2 separate regions of the Homo sapiens genome follow, and region 1 is linked to region 2. Evidence: read pairs that join two places in POLR2A ChIA-PET (ENCODE). Cell type or tissue: OCI-LY7. All regions are shown on one strand. Links, peaks and the distances in the headings refer to the core of each region. The heading gives the core; the rest is flanking DNA.

What was found. ChIA-PET counts read pairs that join two places held together with the same protein. Peaks named below come from ENCODE experiments on the same cell type or tissue, not always from the same donor. Only the 100,000 strongest peaks of a DNase experiment are listed, where the experiment ranks them.
Region 1: POLR2A ChIA-PET joins it to region 2 with 8 read pairs; 2 of 35 experiments call an interaction of 5 or more read pairs at or near these places.

Annotation. Positions count from the first base shown.
Region 1 is chr13:39,971,002-39,975,403 of GRCh38, forward strand. No RefSeq gene overlaps it. Among named protein-coding and RNA genes, the nearest start is that of LINC00332, 210 kb to the right of the region's middle. In OCI-LY7, for the core only: no CTCF peak of the experiment used is centred there; no DNase peak of the experiment used is centred there.
Region 2 is chr13:39,907,693-39,912,094 of GRCh38, forward strand. No RefSeq gene overlaps it. Among named protein-coding and RNA genes, the nearest start is that of MIR4305, 250 kb to the left of the region's middle. In OCI-LY7, for the core only: no CTCF peak of the experiment used is centred there; a DNase peak (open chromatin) is centred at 2,599.

The DNA of each region.
Region 1 (4,402 bases), core at 75-4,074, 63 kb after region 2:
TTGAAATTTATTTTCATTTAAAGGATGTTCTAAGTGCAGGGATTTCAACAGACAAAACAATGTATTGCTTGGAGGTTTCTAGCTCATGAGAAAACTTGGCTATAGGGCTTATGTTCCCGAAATTTTCAGATACCACTTCAGGGTGGACGAAGATAGCAAGAGAGAAAGAGCATGTTTGATTCGCCTTCTCAAGGTTGTTGTATTTGTGTCATATGCAATAGCAGAGTGTAAAATCTCTTGACTTAACTACATACCATAGAAGCCACTCGTTGTGCAGAAGAAAAAAGTAAATATTTTCAGATATAGTCAATCCTTCATTTTTTTGTGCTAACAAGGAAACTGAGTAACATAGACTTCTAAAAACATGTGATATAAGCATTTTTGGTATTTATGTATTAAGTGGTCATTGGAAGAAAACATACACTCAAAATAACAATTCAAAGTAACAGAAATCATGGGCTCTCCGTGCAGAAACCCACCTCCAGATGAGATGAAAAATGTTTGGGCTTCATTATCTGGTTTCCTTACCCAAATATTTCATGGTGGAAACCACTTCTCAGGCACATGAAAAGAGCCAGTCTACAGAAAGTAATCATTTCTCTCTCCTTAAGTTACCTACCCAACCCACAGTTTCCTTGAGATTAGTAAAGGTTACTAGATGTTTTATTTGAAGAGACCGATGGCACCTGGGGGAACCTCTACTCCAGTTGCCTGCAGGCCCAACCAGTGAGGTCACCGGCCACAGTACAGGAATGTGTTCTTTCTGGAAGCAGCAAGTCTATCACGTTCCTTATCCCAAAAATGTGTCTCAGAGATCTCATAGCCTTCCCCACCCACAAGCCAGCTCTTTTCTCCTTAAACTCATAAATATCACCACAGTTCTTCAAACAGAAACCCAAGCATCTGGGCTCCTCCTGTCCATCATCTCTACATACAATCCTATCAAGCAGATTTGTCACTTTCTCTTTTTTTGAATATCCCTCAAATTCTACAGTTCCTCTCTGTTCTCAGTGACATCTTTCCCAAGCCATCATCGCATCTTGTCTGACTAGTGCTACAGCCTAAGCAGACACCCTTACCTCTACTCTTTGCTTCCTTCCTTACATTTTACACAGAGCGGCCAGAGTGATAGTAAAACATAAATTATGTCTTCTCACACCTGCTCACAAGCCTTTAATGACTTATCATTCCATTTAGGAGAAAATAAGAAATTCTTGACAATGCCTACAAAATTCAGCGTTACTCAGCCACTGCTTATCAGCCCAGCATGATCTCCTGCCACTGTTTCTCTTGCACAGAACCTTCTAGAACTCTGGTCCTCTTTGAAGATGTCAAGGTCTTTCCTCCCTCAGAGCCTTCACACATACTGGCCCAGAGTGGTTGATCCTCCCGCAGGCATAACGGAATCACCCAGCCAGTCCTATATTTCCATCGTCCCTCAGCTCCACTATCATTTCTTCCATGAGGACTTCTCTGATTCTCTCACCCACCTTAACTGAATCCTCTCTATAATTGTTTGATTAATTCAATTTGCCTCTTTAAAGTAGAGGCTGCAGCCGGGCACAGTGGCTCACATCACCTTGGGAGGCCAAAGGGGTGCATCTCTTGACCCCAGGAGTTTGAGACCAGCCTGGGAAATATGGTGAAACCTCATCTTTACAAAAACTACAAACATTAGTCGGCTGTGATGGCATGTGCCTGTAGTTCCAGTTACTCAAGAGGGTGAGGCTGTAGGATCACCTAAGCCCCAGGAAGTCAAGGCTCCAGTGAGCCAAGATTGTACCACTGCACTCCAACCCAGGCTACGGGAGGGAGACCCTGTCTCAAAAAAAAAAAAAAAAAAAAATAGAGTAGAGGATTCACAAGGGCAGGGATCATGTACATTTTTCTCACCACTGTATCTCCAGAGTTGTATCTCCTGGCACAGTTCAGAAAAAATGTTGTCGAATGAAGAATAATTGAGAGAACTATTTCCTTTGTTATGTTAACACAAGAATTAAAAACTCCAAGAGAAATACGAACACGTGGATTTCCAGTTGTTTCTATGGCGGGTTCCAGTTTTCCATACAAGAGCAGCAACTGAGTGGGAGTAATGCCAGGGCCCTGAAGTCCTTCCCACTTCAAAGCTCATCAGCAGCAACTCAAGAAGGGATTAATAAAACTCCCTCTTTCCTGGGACATGTTAGTGTCTGTTCTTGAAGCAATGCAGAAATAGATATTTTTTATGGTGAATGGTATTTTCATTAACCAAGTTACCTCCATATTCTTTGAAGTATGTCATCAGATTCTTCAAAAAGAATTGTAAAATTAAGGACAAATGATTAAAGAGCTGCTGTTAGCAGTGAATTATACTCTAACCATCTGGGTCTTTGAGATCTTTTTGCTTGGTTAACCCTGGATTTTCCACTTACTGAGGCTCTCAGTTTTTCTCCTACACTTCTATCCTTAAAATGGGTATAAGACTTAACAGATTTTTTTTTTCTGAGGCTTTGAGACTATGGAACTCACAGGGATAGCCGAAGGTACCAATCTGAAATATAAGAAGCATAAAGTTGGCAAGTTGAGATGAGTCTTCAGAGATAGTGGTCTGAACTCACAGAATTTGTCTAAGAACAATGATGTCCTGCCTGATAGTTGGACTTAGATGATAGAATAAGAATCTGGTATTCAACAACTAAGTATTTGCATTAAATATCCTGACATAGGCACTAATCTGATGCAAATGTAAATGTTCAATAATTTTCTCCTTTCCTCTCTCCCTCCATTCTTTCCTTCCTTCCTTTCTTCCTCTTTTTCTTTTTCGTTCATTCATTTATTCTTTTGTTTATTTATTTCTGTCAAAAAATAGTTGTGCCAAGCGCTGCTGCTGTAGTAGTGACCACATCAGATGTGACTCCTGTTGTCATGAAAGTTACAGTAGAGCAGGAGGCAACTTTAAACAAGTAATTTCACAAAGTAATTTTATTACAATTGTATTACATTTGTATTCTATTACAAAGTAATTTTATTACAATTGTAATAAAATACATAAAAGTGAAGTTTACAGTGAGTATGAATGACAGATGAGTTACTTGGTTTAAAGGATCAGAGAGCACTTCCATAGAAACTGACGTTTCAAATAAGACCTGAAGGATAAGAAGAATTGCTTTCCTAAATGCTTTACAAAAAGTACTATAAATGCTTTATAAAACGCGTTGCCTAAATGCTTTGTAAAAAGCTTAGACTCTTCTATGCCCTCCTCACTTTTCCTACCTTCTATTCCTCAATTTGAAATGGTTCATTTACAGGTAAAATAGAAAAATCATGTTCATAGGTCTGAGTATATAGTTTCTATCTTTGTTTAAAGCTCTGCACCTGGGAAAGGAGCCTTCAGGAGCATCTACAGTGACACACACACACACACAGTACAGCACACATACACACACAGTACAGCACACATACACACACTTTTTTTTAAGTTTCAAGGTAATTATACAATATCCTCATATTTTGAGCTTATACATAATCTCCTCGATTACTATCAGGTTGCTCCTACAACTTAGAAAGTTCTTTGAATATTATAGTCAACAGAAGGCCCTTTGACCATGCTTTCTCTTTGAGTTTCTCTAAATACACACCAATATTGGTTCTCAGAAAAAGAATACCTAGTATTGCCTCTATGAAAGGGGGAAGAAGGTTGAGAATTGAGGTGGGTAAAAATGTTAACGTTTTTGGTAATGTTTTATTTCATTAAAAAATATTGGAAGACAATATTATAAAATGCTGCTATATTTTAAATTCAAGGTGTTAGTTATATGAGTGTGTGCTGTGTTATCTTTTCTAGATTTTTAAAGATTAGGGCATTTGATTTGAAATCCTACAGTTAGCTCATTTGTTAATGAATGAATGAATGAATGAATGAATGAATACACACAGCAGGGAGTCATCAAGCACCTGTGATATATTGGATCTGTGTTAAGAAATGTGACATGAGCAAAGTCCTCTACCCTTGTGCCATGGCTTACTCTAGTGTGAGCTTCCTGAATTAGGTCTCCTCACAAAGACAGGTGATTTTTTATTGATATTGGATGGCAGATCCATTATGGAGTGTTAAAAAATGGCTTATCAATTTCCATCCTGATAGACAGCAAAATCCTCTCCCATTTATCTCCTCTTCTTCCATGTTATCTCTCTTCCCAAGGTCATCGCAATGTCAATTCATGTCTTCTAAATTAGCAAGTCCGCATAAAGTGTTTCAGTGGACACCTTCAATGATGTAAGTATTCAAAAGAGTTAAGTATTCTGTCAAATAAAAAATCTTAGGTGATCCTAAGGCCAAGTTCTAAGACTGGATATCTTTTGTGCCAAAAGATGCTAGGTAAGCTTGTTTGTCCCTGATTCAATTTCTAAATCTGAATAATAT
Region 2 (4,402 bases), core at 315-4,314:
TTTTCATTAGTTCCTTCTTTTTCGTGTTTAAATCAGCCATCCTACACAAAAGTCTCTCCCTCACTCCTGCATTGCTTGACACACAATCTCATTTCTTCTTTTCTTCTTACACTAAACTTTCTAAAACGAAAGTTAACGTTCCCTGTCCTCATATCCTAACTCACTCTGCACACTTTGCAAACTGGCTTTGGCTTCAGTGCCTCTCTAAGGACTTCTATCTTAAATATACCTTAACTTACAAATGAATTCATAATCACATAATTAATTCTCTTCTCAATTCTTAGCTTACTGTCTATGTCATCACCTGCTAATCAATTATTCTCGTTGAATCATTCCCTTATCCTTTGGTTTCAATGGCCCTACATTCCTATTCCTTTTCTTGATATTTTATCAACCTCTTCCTAGTTTGCCTTAGTTTGCATGCTCTTTTGTTAAATTCAGTTCTGAAAAGTGAATTATCCCTAAGGTTCAGTTCTCAGCTCTCCCTTTTGGTCCCATTGCACAGTCTCAAATGGTGATGTTATTCATTCTCAAGGCTTAAGCAACAAATTTATCTTTATCTTAATTCCCGAGTTCTATGTATACATTTTCAATAAACTCTTTGGTATTTGAGTCATGGTGTTCATGGTGTTGATAACACCTGTTGTTGAGTAACCCAGGGAAAATCACAACCACTCTGAGAGCCCCTCTCCTCTTTAGTGAGATGAAGGGGTTAGATACTCATTCAGATTTCACATGAATGTCATCAGTTAAGGTTTTTGGTTGAAGACGGAAACAACCCTGGGTAGCTTAACAGAAAGTGAATCTGTCATAAGATATCTGGCAGTTTTAGGATTGTGAGTGAGACAGGGGAGACGGATTGAAGGACGGGAACAGAACATCCCCAGGAGTTTACAAAGCTAGAATCACAGACAACTCTCACTAAAGGGAAAGTTAGGCTCTGCGGACACACTGCACCTGCAGTCACTCCTGCCACAACCACGGGTTGTGCTGCCACCACTGCTGCCTCCAGCACTACGATTGTGTCTTGGGTGTCAGGAACGGACTCCCCCTGGCCACCATCCTAGCATCACATGCAAGATTCAGAGTCTCCAGTTGGACTATCCAAATGGCTGATCCTGGATCATGTGCCTGTGCCCTACAAGCCAGCGGAGAGAGGATCTAGATGACCCCAACATACAAAGGGATTTCCACCGATGGGATGGGAATTGACTGTTGCATAGCAAATCCTCCCTCCCAATATGAAATGTTTACTGCAGGTGTCTCAAAGCTACCTCAAACTCAAGACATTTAAAGCAAAATGCCATCTGTTACTCAGAAAACTTGTGTCTATAACATCTGCTGCGTGTACTCAGGATACATAATCTTGCTTAACAAGGTTTTACTTTAGCAGTAGTTGTTCAACTTATTCAGTAATTACATTGGGCAGATAATTAACGTTTTGATGACTTCTTTCTCTTCTTTTCCAGTCCCAGCACATAGGTTTTGTTCAGACATGATTAATGAATGTGTGATTTGAAGGTTAAAGTCAACACAAAGCAAATCTCAAGATATAGTTTGATTAATCCAGGATAAAATAATCTTGACTTGAATTCTTGCTCTTATGTGTGATTTTCATGACTATTTCTCCCTTGTAATTTTCAATGAGCTTCAATTACCAAGTAATGCTGTTTCAACTCCCTGAATGCTAATGACAGAGAACAGAACCTGGTGATTAAGGGCCTACCTTCTATTAGAAAGGAAGAACATACTGAAACAATGCTTTCTCTGGTCTTTTATTCTTTCAGTGTGAGGCAGATCACAACACTCTCAACACTTATAATAATAGTCATCTTTAAAAAGAATATTTAATTCAAATATTTAAACATCCTTGTATGTTGATGAAGGAAACACCCAATAAACTAAGCATGATTTGTACACATGCAGGTCTACAGATGAAGAGGAGGTGAAGGTGTGTCATTGCTCAAACAGACACATTTTCCTTTGCTTTTGATTATGAAACTCAGCATGTCCCTTGCATTCACGAAACAATAAAGGAGATAATGTGATGTTATTTGAACATCTATAAATATCCAGAGAGGATAATAAATGCCTTCACTACCTCTTAGCCCATGTGTTATGTGAATTTTCAGTGTCTGGCAGTTGTCACAGATGCACTTTATGGTTTTTAAACTTGGCATCTGATTACACACTCAGCGGACTCTTAACTGAATTACCTATTTGAAAATCCCAACCACCCACCTTATTTAAAATTAGAAACCGCTCCTACTACCCTGGTATCCCTAATCTCCAGACTGTGCTCTGCTTTTCTTCTTCCTTTTTTCCTATAGCAATTTATCACCTTCTAAAATACCATAGAATTTAATTTTATGTTTTGCTTATTGTTCATTTTCTGTCTCTTCCTGCTAAAAAGTAAGCCCTATGAGGGCTGAGGTCTTTATCTGTTTGATTCACTGATGTCCTAAGAACCTCAAACAATACCTGGCATATTTTAAGCGTGGAATTAATATCTCTTAAGTGAATAAGCAAACACCATGCAGATAACTGTGAGGCCAGCTGTGACACCTGAGACCTTGAGACATTTGTCTCTGATATGCTTCATTGCTGTGCTCATTTCCTGGTCTGTGCCCATGTTTCCCCCTATGTACAAACCTGCTTTTTCAAAGGTTCTCAAACTTGGTCACAGCAAACCTTTGATGGCTCCTCTCACAGTTTAATGCACTCCTATTTCTTGGTGTAATTGCATTTTACCAAGGATCACAGTCTCACATTGAAGGAATACAATTTTTAATTTTGACATTTCCACCATGGTTTTGTCTTTGCACAAGGTTTACATATTCCAGGACAGGGTAACTTTGATTTGAAGAGAAATAGACTCAGTGCTTCTGATTATTGTATAGGATTCCTAATTTATGCTTTTGTTGTGAACAGACATTTGTCCAAGGAGTTATGTCCTTTTTTTGAAGGTCTTACTAAAAACTCTGTGTGTGTGTGTGTGTGTGTGTCTGTGTGTGTAAAACAACCTAAGCATCAATCATAGTCTAATGACAAGGTACTTGGTATTTTCATCAGCTGCTCTGGAAGATCTGGACTTACTATTGTATAAGCATTGCTTTTCATTTACTTTCCTTCTTTTTAAAATCTATAAATTGCCATCATTGTCTCATGAAGTTTGATGTTGAATTATTTTAAGTTTCCTAACCAAATACAGTAAAACCATGCCTATCTGAAAGTCAAAACTGGAAACCACAACACCCTGGAATTGAGTCAATAAATGATCTAGCTGTTTTGAATCACCTAATTAAAAGTATCTTTTCAAGATCTCCCTCTTTTCTTCTTGCCAACTTTTATTATCCTGCTGGCTTTTGGCCTCCAGTGGAGGTTCTCTGGGGCAATCAAGTTTTGTGCAGCCACTTGGCCTGTGGTGTTGAAGGGAAGAAACAGCACAGCCCAGGAAGGAGAAGGGATGTGGCCAAGCCCAGAGCTGAGGAGAAAAGCAGGGCTGGAGGGGAAGCCAGGATGCCTACACTATTGTTTTAAAGGCTAATCTCATTATTAAATTTAAAAAGATCTCCTTAGTCTTTTGAGACCATTTGTGTTCCACCTTTACATTTGTCTTATTATTTGGCTTGGTATTAGAATTTAAACTAAAAATCTTTTTTTTTTTCACCCAATTTTGAAGGCATTTTCCATTGGCTTCTATATCCCTTTGTTGTATTTGTTTAAATTTGTGCATGTTTAAAAAACATTTCTAGAAGCTTTTAGATATTTTTCTTTATCGTTAGTGCTCTGAAATTTCTAACTGGTGAGTCTTGATGTGGGTCTTTATTCAAAAAAATTAAAAAGTTTTTTTTTTTTTTTTTTTGCTAAGCATTTGAAGAGGCTTTTCAAACTGGAGACTTGAATTTTTAAGTTTGAGAAATTTTCTTGTATAATTACTTTCTTGCATAACTTTTAATGAAATTCACCTTAAGGTGAGTGGATATGGACCTTGCTCTTTATTTGAGGGGCTCCTAAATGTCAGCATGCAGTGGAGGTCTTTGTTCTGGGTCACGCAGTTTCTCAAGAGACAAATTATTTAATCTCTTACCTGGAAGGCTTCAGTGTTCAGGCTGGCTGCTGATATTCTGAGACCAGAGAAGGGAAAGAAAAAGATTAAGGGCTTCACCATTCAGATTACAGATTTTCATTTACCTCCTTCTCATTCTCTTTTTTTCTCTATAGCGGTACCTGGAGCCCTCAAGTCTCCATCTCAGAGCCTTATTAACATTTTCTGGGGAAACTCCTCTGGTATCCTGAAGAGTTATGGTCACCTGGGTGCAGGTGTACAGCACATTCTGGAAGTTCTATGGCTCTGTTCACTGATTTTGACTAATGCTATTTCCAGCCCTGTACTTCACTC